Linked DNA regions of Homo sapiens: region 2 is linked to region 1. The links are chromatin loops, found by intact Hi-C in ENCODE. Cell type or tissue: heart right ventricle. All regions are shown on one strand.

Evidence for each region. Peaks named below come from ENCODE experiments on the same cell type or tissue, not always from the same donor. Only the 100,000 strongest peaks of a DNase experiment are listed, where the experiment ranks them.
Region 2: a loop joins it to region 1, with 3 times the contacts of the local background. A loop is called at or near these places in 10 of 110 quality-filtered maps.

The regions. Positions count from the first base shown.
Region 1 is chr17:42,181,045-42,189,044 of GRCh38, reverse strand. It overlaps KCNH4 (potassium voltage-gated channel subfamily H member 4), which reads left to right and starts at 7,903. Exons shown (of 17, transcript NM_012285.3): 1 at 7,903-8,000. It overlaps HCRT (hypocretin neuropeptide precursor), which reads left to right and starts at 3,593. Exons shown (of 2, transcript NM_001524.1): 1 at 3,593-3,700; 2 at 4,517-4,985. The coding sequence starts at 3,680. The coding sequence ends at 4,891. RefSeq lists enhancers at 4,017-4,818, 5,320-5,379 and silencers at 4,670-4,889, 7,472-7,747, 7,754-7,993. In heart right ventricle, CTCF peaks have their summits at 4,738 (motif pointing left), 7,373 and 7,573 (motif pointing right); DNase peaks (open chromatin) are centred at 4,784 and 7,654; H3K4me3 peaks cover 2,160 bases; H3K27ac peaks cover 1,442 bases; H3K27me3 peaks cover 523 bases.
Region 2 is chr17:42,524,024-42,532,023 of GRCh38, reverse strand. No RefSeq gene overlaps it. Among named protein-coding and RNA genes, the nearest start is that of NAGLU, 8.2 kb to the left of the region's middle. In heart right ventricle, a CTCF peak has its summit at 4,594 (motif pointing right); DNase peaks (open chromatin) are centred at 4,603 and 5,723; H3K4me3 peaks cover 183 bases; H3K27ac peaks cover 4,376 bases.

The sequences.
Region 1 (8,000 bases):
CGGCCCAGCCATTCCCCCACTGAGCTCCAGGACTTTCCCCCAACATTCTGCTCTGGGCCTGGCAAGGCTGCATGCGCACACAGGAGCCTTGGAGGACTCGTGGCACATCCTAGGCCAGCACCCACAAACCACTTCTGCGGTGGGGAAGGGAGAGCTATTACTTCACATCATAAGGCATCGCCGCAGGAAGCAACTCCGGAGACCATCTGGGTTCACTGTTCCATACTAATGAGGAAACGCAGCCTCCACAAGGTTGTAGAGGCTAAAATAAAAGAAAGAAAGAAACTGGGCTAGATTTTGGCTTCCTTCCCTCCCACTGCCTGGACTGGAGTTTTAAGGTTTTCCATCTTGGAGGCTGATGGGAGGGGCAGACCTCAGCTCCTCCTCAGTAGAGGCAGCACTGGATCCAGATGCCTCTGAATAGCTTCTCCATTCCATGTCCCACACCCAGGTCCTGGCTGCATACCCACCCGGCCCCCACCTCCGCCTGTCACTCCATCCTGTTAAAATCTTCCTGTGAAGCTGGGCACAGTGGCATGGGCCTATAGTCCCAGCTACTCAAGAGGCTGCGGTGGAAGGATGGTTCATGCCCAGGAGTTCAAGACCAGCCTGGGCAACACAGCGAGACCATCTCGGGAAAAAAAAACAAAAAAAAAAACCTCCCATGGTGGCCCCCATCGCCCACAGGATTAAGACCAATCAATTTGGCCTATTAGACCCTTTGACCTTGGCCCTCACCTACATGTGCAGCTACCTCTCTCCCCTTGCTTGAAAGAAGGCCTGGACTAAGGACCACGCCTCACCTCCCATCTAAGGGTTGTTAAGCACTGTCAACTCCAGGAGTTTGCTCAAGTTGTCCCTTCTATGTAATGCCCTCTATCCCGCTGCCCCTGATGTAAACTAGCTTTCATGCAAGGCCTTTGAGGACCCCCTACCAGGCCCACCCCAGGCAGAGTGACTGGCTCAGCTTTGCTCATGTGGGCAGTAGTCCTCTCCTTCACTGAACTATCATTATGCCTGAACTGCCTCCCACCTGGAATATGAGTTCCTTGGAAACTGGGCTAGATCCTGTGCACAATTGCCCCCATGCCCAGTGCCTGGTGTGGCATGCAGCAGGAGCTCAATAAAGAGGTTGTAGGCCAGGTGCCATGGCTCATGCCTGTAATCCCAGCACTTTAGGAGGTCGAGGCAGTCAGATCACCTGAGGTCAGGAGTTCAAGACCAGCCTGGCCAACATGGTGAAACTGTGTTTCTACTAAAAATACAAAAAATTAGCTGGGCATGGTGGTGTGCACCTGTAAACCCAGCTACTTGGGAGGCTGAGGCAGGAGAATTGCTTGAACCCAGGAGGCAGAGGTTGCAATGAGCCAATATCGTGCCTTTGCACTCTAGCTTTGGCAACAAGAGTGAAACTCTATCTCCAAAAAAAAAAAAAAAAAAAAAAAAAAAAAAAAAAAAAAAAGAGGTTGTGAATAAGAAGCTTGGGCCTGGAGATGACATGTGTTCTTCAATGCATGGCGGCTCACTCCGTGTTGACTGTAGAGTGGGACTACATTCCTCCCCTCCAGGTAGCCTGAGCCAGGGAGAAAGCTGGGGAGGTAGAAGCTTTCTATCAGCCTCTGGTAGAAACTGAGTTTGGTCAGGCACAGTAGCTCACACCTGTAATCCTAGCAGTTTGGGAAGCTGAAGGGGGAGGATGGCTTGAGCCAGGGATTTGAGACCAGCCTGGGAGTCCCAGTCTCTACAAACAAATTTAAATATTAGCCAGGGATTGTGGCATGCATCTGTGTGGTCCCAGCTACTTGGGTGGCTGAGGTGAGAGCATTGCTTGAGCCGTGGCATTTGATGCTGCAGTGAGCTATGATTGTCCCACTGCACTCCAGCCTGGGTGACAGAGTGAAACCTTCTCAAGAAAGAAAATAAAGAGGGCTGGGCGTGGTAGCTCACGCCTGTAATCCCAGCACTTTGGGAGGCCGAGGCGGGCAGATCACGAGGTCAGGAGATCGAGAACATCCTGGCTAACACAGTGAAACCCCGTCTCTACTAAAAATACAAAAAATTAGCTGGGCGTGGTGGCGGGCACCTGTAGTCCCAGCTGCCAGGAGGCTGAGGCAGGAGAATGGCGTGAACCCGGGAGGCGGAGCTTGCAGTGAGCCGAGATCGCGCCACTGCACTCCAGCCTGGGCGACAGAGTGAGACTGTCTCAAAAAAAAAAAAAAAAAAGAAAGAAAAGAAAAAGAAAAGAAAATGAAGAAAGAGAGAAGGCCAGGCATGGTGGCTCATGCCTGTAATCCCAGCACTTTGGGTGGCTGAGGCAGGCGGATCACCTGAGGTCAGGAGTTCCAGACCAGCCTGACCAACATGGAGAAACCCTGTCTCTACTAAAAATACAAAATTAGCCAGGCATGGTGGCGCATGCCTGTAATCCCAGCTACTCAGAAGGCAGAGGCAGGAGAATTGCTTGAACCCTGGAGGTGGAGGTTGCAGTGAGCTGAGATTGCGCCATTGCACTCCAGCCTGGGCAACAAGAGTGAAACTCCGTCTCAAAAAAAAAAAAAAGAAGAAGAAGAAGAAAGAAAGAAAGAGGGAGAGAGTGAGAGAGAGAAAGAAAGAAAGAAATGCAGGAAGGAAGGAAGAAGGAAAGAAGGAAGGAAGAAAAAAAAAGCGGGGGGGCCTGGTGCAGTGGCCCACGCCTGTAATCCCAACACTTTTGGAGACTGAGGTGGGTGGATCACTTGAGGTCAGGAGTTTGAGACCACCCTGGCTAACATGGTGAAACCCTGTCTCTATTAAAAATACAAAAATTAGCTGGTTGTGGTGGCGTGTGCCTGTAATTCTATTCAGGAGCTATTCAGGAGGTTGAGGCAGGAGAATCGCTTGAACCCAAGGCGGAGGTTGCAGTGAGCCAAGATGACCATACCACTGCACTCCAGCCTGAGCAACAAGACCAAAATTTAGTCACACACACACACACAGAAAAGAAAGAAAGAGAAATTGGGCTTGGTTTTGGCTTCTTACCTCCCACTGTCTAGGCTGAGTTTTCAAGGTTTTCCATCTCAGAGGCTAGTGGAAAGGGCAGAAGGGAGAAAAAAAGCTAGGGGGAGGGGGCAGCTAAGGAGCCTTTCCATGAAGGAAGAAGGTCCTGGAGCCTGACAGTCCCCAGGAGCAGCGACAAGAAGCAGGGGAGGGAGAGGACTGCTGCTGGCTGCTCCACCCCCCACACACATAATGTGGGGTCTCGCGTCTGCCTCTCTCCCGCCCCTAATTAGCAGCTGCCTCCCTCCATATTGTCCCAGGCCAGCGCCTCTTTTGTGCTCCCAGATTCCTGGGTGCAAGGTGGCCTCATTAGTGCCCGGAGACCGCCCCATCTCCAGGGAGCAGATAGACAGACAAGGGGGTGATCAGGGGCACAGTGATCCAACCCTGGCCTCTGAACGCCGCAGCGGCCATTCCTTGGGCCCAGCCTGGAGACGGCCCCCCTGCAGCAGGCTAATCTTAGACTTGCCTTTGTCTGGCCTGGGTGTGGACGCAAGTGCCTGTCAATTCCCCGCCACCTCAGAGCACTATAAACCCCAGACCCCTGGGAGTGGGTCACAATTGACAGCCTCAAGGTTCCTGGCTTTTTGAACCACCACAGACATCTCCTTTCCCGGCTACCCCACCCTGAGCGCCAGACACCATGAACCTTCCTTCCACAAAGGTAAAGATCCAGGGATGGAGGGGTGACTCACCATCCCAGAGAAGCAAAAAGAGTGCTTGCTCAGAGGGCTGGAAGAAAGGCCAAAGGTGTCTCCACTCTTGGTCTTTTCCTGGGTGTGCTCTGAGGCAGGAGCACCTGCCTTGGCTCACATTGGGTTGGGTGCTGTTTTGCTAAGAGCCTGTGTTTGCTGAGCTCTATGTGTCAGGTGCTCCGTTTGCACCTGTCATCTCTTGTCATCCTCCCAACAGCCTTGCAGAGTAGAAATTATTTCTAGTATACCCAGTTTACAGGTAAGGGAGCTGTGCCCTCTGAAAGGGCAGGAAACTGGTTCAAAGCAACGGAGTTCAGTCACTCCTGCAAGGGGGCAGGCAGATGAGAGAGCATTCTGGAGTCTTGCTAGTTCCTGATTTCCATGTGTTTCCCTGCTGTGGAGAGGAAGTTGGGGGGACTCAGTAGGGCCCGGGTTTTTCCCAAGTTTACAACTTCTGCTGCAGACAGACACTCCTGTTTTCAGGTGGAGTGGCAAGTGCCCTAGTGGTGGCACAGTGGCCTAAGTCTCCAGAGAAAAGGGGGATTCACTCTGCCCAGGGGGTCTCAAAAGGCTTCCTGGGGGAGATGCTCTGCTGGGTCTTGAAGGAGGAGCAGGGAAAGTAGGCCGATACCAGCAAGGGCGCAAAGCAAGGAGAACTAAGTGACAGCCAGAAAGGAGTGCAGGCTTGGAGGGGGCGCGGAGCCAGAGGGGCAGGTCCTGGGCGTGGGAGCTGGTGGCGGGCGCCGTGGGAAGACCCCCCCAGCGCCCTGTCTCCGTCTCCCTAGGTCTCCTGGGCCGCCGTGACGCTACTGCTGCTGCTGCTGCTGCTGCCGCCCGCGCTGTTGTCGTCCGGGGCGGCTGCACAGCCCCTGCCCGACTGCTGTCGTCAAAAGACTTGCTCTTGCCGCCTCTACGAGCTGCTGCACGGCGCGGGCAATCACGCGGCCGGCATCCTCACGCTGGGCAAGCGGAGGTCCGGGCCCCCGGGCCTCCAGGGTCGGCTGCAGCGCCTCCTGCAGGCCAGCGGCAACCACGCCGCGGGCATCCTGACCATGGGCCGCCGCGCAGGCGCAGAGCCAGCGCCGCGCCCCTGCCTCGGGCGCCGCTGTTCCGCCCCGGCCGCCGCCTCCGTCGCGCCCGGAGGACAGTCCGGGATCTGAGTCGTTCTTCGGGCCCTGTCCTGGCCCAGGCCTCTGCCCTCTGCCCACCCAGCGTCAGCCCCCAGAAAAAAGGCAATAAAGACGAGTCTCCATTCGTGTGACTGGTCTCTGTTCCTGTGCGGTCGCGTCCTGCCCATCCGGGGTGGCAAAGCGTCTTGCGGAGGACAGCTGGGCCTGGAAGCCCGGCTGTCGGGCACCAGCCTTAGCTTTTGCGTGGTTGAATCGGAAACACTCTTGGTTGGGGAGTTCCCAGTGCAAGGCCCTGGGGCACAGAGAGAACTGCACAGGTGCATGCTTGGATCGGGCCATGCGGGACTCCTACGATGCTCTGCTAGGCATTCTGTAGCGGGGACTTTACCCAGAGACGCGGAAGGGGAAGGAAAGCAAGAAAGGTTGCAGCGGTCGGGCGCGGTGCTCACGCCTGTAATCCCAGCACTTTGGGAGGCCAAAGCAGGAGGATCCCTTGAAGCAAGGAGTTCGAGACGAGCCTAGGCAACATAGTGAGTGAGACATCTCTCCAAAAAGTTTTTTTAATTAGCGGGGTATGGTGGGCGAGAGGATTGCTTGAGCCCAGGAGTTTGAGTTTGAGCCATAATTGGGCCACTGCACTCCAGCCTGGGCAACAGAAGGAGGCACTGTCAAAAAAAAAAAAAAAAGAAAGAAAAAGAAAAAAGAAAAGAAAGAAAGGAAAGAAAGGAAGGAAGGAAGGAAGGAAGGAAGGAAGGAAGGAAGGAAGGAAGGCAGGCAAGCTGCATAGAGCAGCAGAATCCAGCTAGGAAGGGGTGGGAGTCAATCCTGCTGAAAAGGCAGGGAATTTGAACTTCAACAATGAGTCATCCAGAATGGCTGCATCATGGGGTATAGGGTGTGGGGAGTGGAGAGGCTCAGGAAGGGACACAGTTACAGTCAGTGCAGCACAGCTCGCAAAGGCTCTCACAAATCATCGGGCTTTGCACTTTATCTTGTAGGTAACAGAGTCATGGGACATTCTTAAGCAGGGGCAGTACAAGATTTTACTGCAACTCCAGCCAAAGACACCTGTTACTGGTGTTCCCAAAATCCATATGTTGAAGTCCGTACCCGTGGCACTTCAGAATGTGGCTGTATTTGGAAATAAGGTCCTTCCAGATGCAATTAGTTAAGATGAGGTCATACTAGAGTAGGGTGGGCCTCTAATCCACTGTGACTGGCGTCCTTATAAAAAAGGGAATTGGAACACAGAAACACACACAGGGAGAACCCATGTGAACATGAAGGTAGAGATTGGCTCCTACAAGCCAAGGAACACCAAAAATTGCCAGCACCCCCACCCCCAGAAGATAGGGGAGAGGCATGCAACAGATTCTCCCTCATAGCCTTCAGAAGGAACCAACGCTCTTCACCTGACCTTGCTTGGACTTCTAGCATCCAGAACTGTGAGACAATAGGTTTCTGTTGTTTGAGCCACTCACTTTGTGGTACTTTGTTATGGCAGTCCTAGGAAACTAATATAACATCCAAAAGTAGAGACACAGGCTAGGCTCCGTGGCTCATGCCTGTAATCCCAGCACTTTGGGAGGCTGAGGCGGGCGGATCACTTGAGGTCAGGAGTTCAAGACCAGCCTGGCAAACATGGCGAAACCCCATCTCTACTAAAAATACAAAAATTAGCCGGGCATTGTAATGCACGCCTGTGATCCCAGCTACTAAGGAGGCTGAGGCGGGAGAATTGCTTGAACCCAGGAGGCAGAGGTTGCAGTGAGCTGAGGTCATGCCACTGCACTCCAGCCTGGGCAACAGAGCAAGACTCCGTCTCAAAAACAACAAGAACAAGAACAACAAGAACAACAACAACAACAAAAGTAGAGACACAGAAAAATGTGGCACTTCTTAGCAATCTAACATCCCAGATAATACCTAGCTCAGAGGGTGGGGAGAATTTAGCCTGCCCTCCTTGCCCATAGGGTTCCCACTTTCACTGCTTCAGCTGTTTTGTCGTGGGAAGCAGCCACCCTCAGCCACAGAACTCAGCTGCCTCAATTTTCTGCATAGGTAGTGAGAAAGTCCTGTGTCTAGTCTCACTTTGGTCCCTCTTGCTGCTGTACTGGTTCCATCTTGGAGAAGTTAGAGGTCAAAGTTCACATGTGCATCCTTGGAGATTTGCAAGCCATGACTCTGCCCACCTCGAAACTATCTTTTTCAGAGGTAGTTTCTCCCAAACTTGCCTCCAGCCTCTCTTCCACTTGAAGGGCAGCAGAGAGGAGGATTAAGACAGTAGGAAGAGGGAAAACAGGCAGGCAACTGCCCTTCAAGACACTTATTTTGTACCAAAGACATGCATTATGGTATTACATTCTCACGGTAACTGCATCAGGTAAGAATTATCAGCTCCATTTTACAGATGAGGAAAGTGGGCTTGGAGAGGATATCACACGATTGGTGTCTAGAGCTGGGACTCTACCTGGTGGACTCCAAAGCTCTTTTCATTCCACCATGCTGTGTCTCAGTAGGCAGAGTTCGCCAGGGTGTCTTGGGAAAACTGAGGCAGGAGGTAAGAATGGTGCTTTCTAGAGTTGGGGTTTCAAGCCTTCCCATTGTCCATTCTCTACCAGCAAACTAGCCTCTTAACCCTTGCTGTCTCACGCTGGAGCTACTGGCCTGTGGGTGCTGCGAAATATGTCAACTCCAGTAGGCGGCACTGTGAACCAGACACCAGCCCAGCGTGGACGCCGCGCGGGAAAACCCGCGAGGTGGAGCCACAAGGAGCAGCCAGGGAACCACGTGTGGAGGCGTGGCCAGCCTGGAAGAGGGCGGGTCTGTTATTCAAGCCCCGCCCATCATTTCAGGCCTCCCCTCCCGGTGGGCGTGCCCCGAATTCTCTCCCCGAGAGACACGCGTGGGCCGCTCCCCTCTGGGAGGAGGGCTGCCCAGAGGGGTGCGGGTGTCGCTAGCGGCCCCTCCCCGTGTGGGGCCACGTGGCGGGTGCGGGCCGAGCCCGAGGGGAAGAACCTGGCCCGTGGGGAGGTGGGGGGGACCGAAACGGCGCTGAGCCGAGCCGAGAGCTACGGGGTTCGGAGCAGAGGCAGCGGCAGCGGCAGCGGCAGTAAGAGGGAGGGGAGGAGGCAGGAGG
Region 2 (8,000 bases), 340 kb before region 1:
CTCCCTCGAACTCTTGACCTTAAGTGATCCATCTACCTCAGCCTTCCAAAGTGCTGGGATTACTTCTAAATTCTCCAGACAAGTTTTGCCTCCAGATGGCCTGTTTGATGGTCAACATGTGGTCTTTGCTCCTTAGATTGCTCCTTATCTAAATTGCTCAGATAAGAACTTTTTGTCTCCGGGGCCCGTTCGCTCTCTCACCTTTCTTAGGGTCTAGATTGGGACCCCTTTCCAGTAACAATTTTACAGATTGGGAAACAGAGCCAGAGACAGGAAATGACTTCGGCAAGATCAATAACTAGTAAGGAAAGCAGCTCTGGGCTAGAACCGGGAACTCTTAACTTCCAGAGCAGGGTTCTTGCTGCTCTTCCCCAGGCAGTGCAACTTGTCAGGCTGCCTATCTGATCAGGGAGGGCTTGAGTAAGGCTGCTCCGGGGCTGGGAGTGGCCCACTCTCCAGAAGGACTGCACTAGGTGTGCTAGATGTGGTGGCTCACACCCGTAGTCACAGCACTTAGGGAGGCCGAGGCAGGTGGAGCGCTTAAGTCCAGGAGTTCGAGACCAGCCTGGGTAACATGGAGAAACCCTGTCTCTACAAAAATCATCTGGGCACAGTGGCCTGTGTTTGTGGTCCCAGCTAGCTCCTCAGGAGGCTGAGACAGGAGGACGGCTTGAACCCAGGGGTTTGAGGCTGCAGTGAGCCATGACCACACCACTGCACTCCAGGCCAGGCAACAGAGTAAGACCCTGACTCAAAAAAAAAAATGTCTAGCCCATTGCAGTGGCCCCTGATCCTAAGAGGTTGAGGCAGGCAGATCACTTGAATCTAGGAGTCCAAGACCAGCCTGGGCAACAAGGCAAAACCCCTCCTTCTCTACAAAAAATACAAAGATTAGCCCAGCATGATGGCATGTGCCTGTGGTCCCAGCTACTGAGGAGGTTGAGAGGGTAGGCTCGCTTGAGTCTGGGAGGTCAAGGCTGCAGTGAGTCCAGATGGCACCACAGCACTCCAGGCCAGGGACTGAGCAAGGTAACACATTATCATCTGTTTATTTAAGGCTCTGTAAACAGTGGTTGTGGGAGGGAGGGGGAGATTCAGGGACACTGTGAGTGAAAGACTTTTATAATAGGGTCTTTAGTACTGTTTGATCCTTTTTTTTTTTTTTTTGAGATGAGTCTCGCTCTGTTGCCCAGGCTGGAGTGCAGTGGTGCCATCTCCTGTCTCAGCATCCCAACTAGCTGGGACTACTGGCATGTCTTGGGGTGGGGGGAGGGGTCTCAAAAAAGAAAGAACTTACTGACAACAGTATAGGTTTGGAAAAGGAAAGTTTATTAGAAAGGAAGAACACTGCAGCAGAGTGCAGCAGGTGCCTCCACGGGAGGACTGAGTGCGCTGTGGTGGATTTTCCTTAGGAGCATGTATGGACCTTAAGGTGAGAGCTTAGGGTTGTAAAATGAGCTTCAGCATGGCATAGAATGTACAGAAATTTTACGTTGTGAGGGCAGAGCCCTCAGGAATGGGGTTGGTGCCTTTGTAAGGGAGGCCAGAGAGAAAGCCCTACCCCTTTCTACCATGTGAAACCACAGTGAGAAGGCATAGCTCATAAAGCAGGAAGTGAGCCCCCACCAGACACTGAATCTATAAGCACCTTGATCTTGGACTTCCTAGCCTCCAGAAGTGTGAGAAATAAGTGTTTGTTGAATTTTTTTTTTTTTTTAAAAAGAATGTATAGACATTTTAGTTACTTATAAAAGTTGAAAGAGGCTTGGAATCAGATGCCGACTTTAAATACTAGGGAAGTTTTTTTTGTTTGTTTTTTCTTTTGAGACAGAGTCTCCCTCTGTCGCCCAAGCTGGAGTGCAGTGGCCTGATCTCAGCTCACTGCAACCTCTGCCTGCTGGTTCAACCAATTCTCCTGTCTTAGTCTCCTGAGTAGCTGGGATTACAGGCATGCACCATCATGCCCGGCTAATTTTTGCAGGGAGGGTGTTTCATCATGTTGGCCAGGCTGGTCTCTAACTGTTGACCTCAAGTGATCCACCTGCCTTGGCTCCCAAAGTGCTCACAAAGTGTGTGTGATTCACCATGCCTGGCCTTTATTACTTCTAAATTCCCCAGGCAAGGAGTTTCGCCTCCAGATGGCCTGTTTGATGGTCAACAGGTGGTCTTTGCTCCTTGGATTGCTCCTTTTTTTTTTTTTTTTTGAGACGGAGTCTTGCTCTATCACCCAGGCTGGAGTGCAGTGGTTCGATCTCTGCTCACTGCAAGCTCCGCCTCCCGGGTTCATGCCATTCTCCTGCCTCAGCCTCCCGAGTAGCTGGGACTACAGGTGCCCCGCCACCACGCCCAGCTAATTTTTTGTATTTTTAGTAGAGACGAGGTTTCACCATGTTAGCCAGGATGGTCTCGATCTCCTAACCTCGTGATCCACCCGCCTCGGCCTCCCAAAGTGCTGGGATTACAGGTGTGAGCCACTGCGCCTGGCGGATTGCTCCTTATCTAAATTGCTCAGATAAGAACTTTTTGTCTTGGGGGGGGTGATTTTTGCTCTCCTCACCTTTCTTTGGGTCTAGATTGGGACCCCTTTCCAGTAACAATTTTACAGATTGGGAAACAGAGCCAGAGACAGGAAGTGAGTTGGGCAAGATCAATAACTAGTAAGGAAAGCAGCTCTGGGCTAGAATCGGGAACTCCTGACTCCCAGAGCAGGGTTCTTGCTGCTCTTCCCCAGGAAATGCAACTTGTCAGGCTGCCTATCTGATCGGGGAGGGCTTAAGTAAGGTTGCTCCGGGGCTGGGAGTGGCCCAGTCTCTAGAAGGACTGCACTAGGTGTGCTAGATGTGGTGGCTCACACCTGTAGTCACAGCACTTAGGGAGGCTGAGGCAGGTGGAACACTTGAGTCCAGGAGTTTGAGACCAGCCTGGGTAACATGGAAAAACCCTGTCTCTACAAAAATCATCTGGGCACAGAGGCCTGTGTTTGTGGTCCCAGCTAGCTCCTCAGTAGGCTGAGGTGGGAGGATGGCTTGAGCCCAGGGGTTTGAGGCTGCAGTGAGCCATGATCACACCACTGCACTCCAAGCCAGGCAACTGTTGGGAACAAGCCCCGCAAAATCTGGCCATAAACCGGCCCCAAAACTGGCCATAAACAAAATCTCTGCAGCACTGTGACATGTTCATGATGAACATAACGCCCACGCTGGAAGGCTGTCAGTTTACCAGAATGAGGGCAAGGAACACGTGGCCTGCCCAGGGTGGAAAACTGCTTAAAGGCATTCTTAAGCCATAAACAATAGCATGAACGATCTGTGCCTTAAGGACATGCTCCTGCTGCAGTTAACTAGCCCAACCTATTCCTTTAATTGCCCATCTCTTCGTTTCCCACAAAGGATACTTTTAGTTAATTTAATATCTGTAGAAACAATGCTAATGACTGGCTTGCTGTTAATAAATATGTGGGTAAATCTCTGTTCAGGGATCTCAGCTCTGAAGGCTGTGAGACCCCTGATTTCCCACTTCACACCTCTATATTTCTGTATGTGTGTCTTTAATTCCTCTAGCGCCGCTGGGTTAGGGTCTCTCTGACCCAGCTGGTCTCGGCAGCAACAAAGCAAGACCCTGACTTAAAAAAAAAAAAAAGTCTAGCCCGTTGCGGTGGCCCCTGATCCTAGGAGGTTGAGGCAGGCGGATCACTTGAATCTAGGAGTCCGAGACCAGCCTAGGCAACATGGCAAAACCCCTTCTCTACAAAAAATACAAAGATTAGCCCGGCATGGTGGCATGCACCTGTGGTCTCGGCTACTAGGGAGGTTGAGAGGGGAGGATCGCTTGAGCCTGGGAGGTCGAGGCTGCAGTGAGTCCAGATGGCACCACAGCACTGCAGGCCAGGCCACAGAGTGACAGAGCAAGATAACACATTATCATCTGTTTGTTTGCTTTTTTTTTAAGGCTCTGTAAACAGTGGTTGTGGGAGGGAGGGGGAGAGTCACACTGTGAGTGAAAGCCTTTATTTATTTATTTATTTATTTATTTGATAATAGGGCCTTTAGTACTGTTTGATCGCCTTTTTTTTTTTTTTTTTGAGATGGAGTCTGGCTCTGTCCCCCATGGCTGGAGTGCAGTGGTGCCATCTCCTGTCTCAGCCTCCAGACTAGCTGGGACTACTGTCATGCATTGGCTGGCTAATTTTTGTATTTTTAGTAGAGACGGGGTTTTGCCTGGCTAATTTTTGTATTTTTAGTAGAGACGGGGTTTCGCCAGGCTGGTCTTGAACTCCTGACCTCAGGTGATCCACCCGCCTTGGCCTCCCAAAGTGCTAGTATTGCAGGCATGAGCCACTGCGCCCAGCCTGAGTTGTGACACAACTCATTACTTTTCCAGTAGTGTGTGTGAAGCAAGTTGGCTGGGCTCTCTGCGTGCTCTCCAGCCCATCTCATCTTTTGCTCCTGGCTAGCCTACCCCTCTGCTTATGTGCTCCAGAATACCCCAGGATTGCTTTGTCTCTGCCCGTCTAATCCAGTTGCCTGCCTATCACACAGCCCAGCTCAGATCGCAGCCCACCTTGCCAAAGGATGAATGAGTCCTTCCCTATCTGGCCACCAGAGAGCAGCCTACACCTAGGACATGCCTTGGGTAGGCTGAGACGTTGAAGAGGCAGGCCACTTTGATCTGAAATGCTGAGGCTGCCAGCTGGCTTTGAGGTCCAATGCCCCCTCTACCCAAGGTTCCTGGGGCAGAAAGAAGTATAGTCCCATCCAGTGAAGGTGGTGATAGACTTGTCCCCTATCTCTACAAAGCTTGGGACTCCCCAGGCCAAGCATGCCAAGGCCACCCTCTCCCACACTGGTTCTAGGACCTCAAGATGAGGGGCATTTCCTGGACCAGGGCACAGACTCATCAGACAGATGTCTGGGGTCCTGGGGTTCCACAAGAGGGGGATCAGGGTAAAGGCACATCTCTTAAAAACAGGAGCAGCCGGGCGCGGTGGCTCATGCCTGCAATCCCAGCACTTTGGGAGGCCAAGGCGGGCGGATCACGAGGTCAGGAGATTGAGACCATCCTGGCTAACACGGTGAAACCCCGTCTCTACTAAAAATACAAAAAATTAGCCAGGCATGGTGGCGGGCGCCTGTAGTCCCAGCTACTCAGGAGGCTGAGGCAGGAGAATGGCGTGAACCCGGGAGGCGGAGCTTGCAGTGAGCTGATATTGCGCCACTGCACTCCAGACTGGGTGTCAGAGCGAGACTCTGTCTCAAAAAAACAAAAAACAAAAAACAGACAAACAACAACAAAAAAAAAACAGAAGCAAATGGCCAGGCACAGTGGCTCACGCCTGTAATCCCAGCACTTGGGAGGCCAAGGTGGGTGGATCACTTGAGGTCAGGAGTTACAGACCAGCCTGGCCAACATGGCGAAATCTCATCTCTACTAAAAATACAAGAAATTAGCCAGGCGTGGTGGCAGGCGCCTGTAGTCCCAGCAACTTGGGAGGCTGAGGCAAGAGAATCGCTTGAACCCCGGAAGGCAGAGGTTGCAGTGAGCCAAGGTCGCACCGTTGGACTCCAGCCTGGGCAACAAGAGCAAAACTCCGTCTCAAACAAAACAAAACCAAGCAAAACAAAACAAAAACAAAGAAAAAAACCCCCAGGAACAAGTGGATGCAGCCATCCTGTTCCCCACCCCCTACCACAGGGCTCTGGGACTTCCTGCACACTCCACAGCTCAGTCTTGGTCAGCCCATCTTTAGCTGGAAGGAGCCCAAGGCCACTAGATTCTGAGAACTCAGTCTAGCCAAGGACTCACTGGCCCTGCTTCCTCCCAGTTCATCAGAGAGACATGGGAGGAATTTCTTCCCAAGGAAGTCCTAGGCCACTCCCACTTTATTCAGATTATATGCCATAAAATTTACTAATGTAAGGCTGGGCGCGGTGGCCCACGCCTGTAATCCCAGCACTTTGGAAGGCCAAGGCGGGCAGATCACGTGAGGTCAGGAGTTCGAGACCAGCCTGGCCAACATGGCCAAACCCCGTCTCTACTAAAAATACAAAAATTAGGGTGTGGTGCCCCATGCCAATAATCCCAACTACTCAGGAGGCTGAGGCAGGAGAATCGCTTGAACCCGGGAGGCAGAGGTTGCAGTGAGTGAAGATCGTGCCATTGCACTCCAGCCTGGGCAACAAGAGTGAAACTCCATCTCAGGAAAAAAAAAAATTAGCCAGGTGTGGTGGTGCGTGCCTGTAATCCTGGCTACTCAGGAGGCTGAGGTGGGAGAATCCTTTGAACTTGGGAGGCAGAGGTTGCAGTGAGCCAAGATTGTGCCACTGTACTCCAGCCTGGGCAACAGAGCAAGACTCCATCTCAAAAAAAAATTTACCAATGTAAAGTGTACAATTCAATGGGTTTTAGTATATTCACATAATTGTGCAGCCATCAGCAGCCTAACTTTACATTTTCATCATTCAAAAAGAAACTCCATACTCCTTGGGAGTCACTCCCCATCATAACTCTCTCCCCAGCCCCATCTGGCAGCCAGCTCCTGGTATCCACCAAATCTGTGTCTATGGGTTTGTCTATTCTAGACATTCCAGATACACGGAATCATAAATTGTTGGTCTTCTGTGGCTGGTTTTTGAGGTCCATTCATGTTGTAGCATGCATCAGTACCTCATTCTTGTTAATTGTAGAATAATATTCATCATGCCCATCCCACCTTTTATGGATCCATTTATCAGCTGGTGGACATCGGGCTGTTTCCATTTTGGGGCTATTATGAATAATACTTCCATGAACATTTCTGTGCAAGTTTTTGTGGGTATGATTTCATTTTTCTTGGGGTAGATAAGAAAGTGGAATTGCTGGGTCTTACGTTAATTCTGTTTAATATTTTTTTTTGAGACAGAGTCTCACTCTGTCATCCAGGCTGGAGTGCAGTGGTGCGATCTCAGCTCACTGCAACCTCTGCCGCCCGGGTTCAAGAGATTCTCCCGCCTCAGCCTCCTGAGTAGCTGGGATTACAGGCACCTGCCACTGCGCCTGGCTAATTTTTGTATTTTTAGTAGAGACGGAGTTTCATCATCTTGGCCAGGCTGGCCTTGATCTCCTGACCTCATGATCCACCCACCTCGGCTTCCCAAAGTGCTCGGATTACAGGCATGAGCCACTGTGCCCAGCCAATTCTGTTTAATATGTTGAGGAACTGCCAGACTGCTTTCCAAAGCAGCTGCACCATTTTACATTCCCACCAGCAGTGAATTGGGTTCCAATTTCTCCTTGCCAACACTTGTAATTTTCTCATTTTTTTTGAGATGGAGTCTTGCTCTGTTGCCCAGGCTGGAGTGCAGTGGCGCAATCTCGGCTCACTGCAAGCTCCGCCTCCCAGGTTCACGCCATTCTCCTGCCTCAGCCTCCCGAGTAGCTGGGACTATAGGCACCCGCCACCATGGCCGGCTAATTTTTTGTATTTTTGGTAGAGACGGGGTTTCACCGTGTTAGCCAGGATGGTCTCGATCTCCTGACCTCGTGATCCACCCGCCTCGGCCTCCCAAAGTGCTAGGATTACAGGCATGAGCCACCGCGCCCGGCCCAACACTTGTAATTTTCTTATTGCCTTTTTAGTGGGTGTGATGTGGTATCTCATTGTGGTTTTCATTTGCATTTCTGTAATGACTAATGGTGTTGAGCATCTTTTCATGGGTTTATTGGCCATTCATATTGCTTACTTGGAGAAATGCCTATTCAACCCCTTTGCCCATTTAAAAAAACTGAGTTGTTTTTATTATTGGGTGTAAGAGTTACTTATATATCCTAGATACAAGTCCTTTATCAGATATATGATCTACAAATATTTTCTTCTATGAGGGTTGTCTTTTCAGTTTCTAGATTCTGATCTTTGAAGCACAAACCCTTTTTTTTTCTTTTGAGATGGAGTTTCACTCGTCGCCCAGGCTGGAGTACAGTGGCACGACCTCGGTTCACTGCAACCTCTGCCTCCCGGGTTCAAG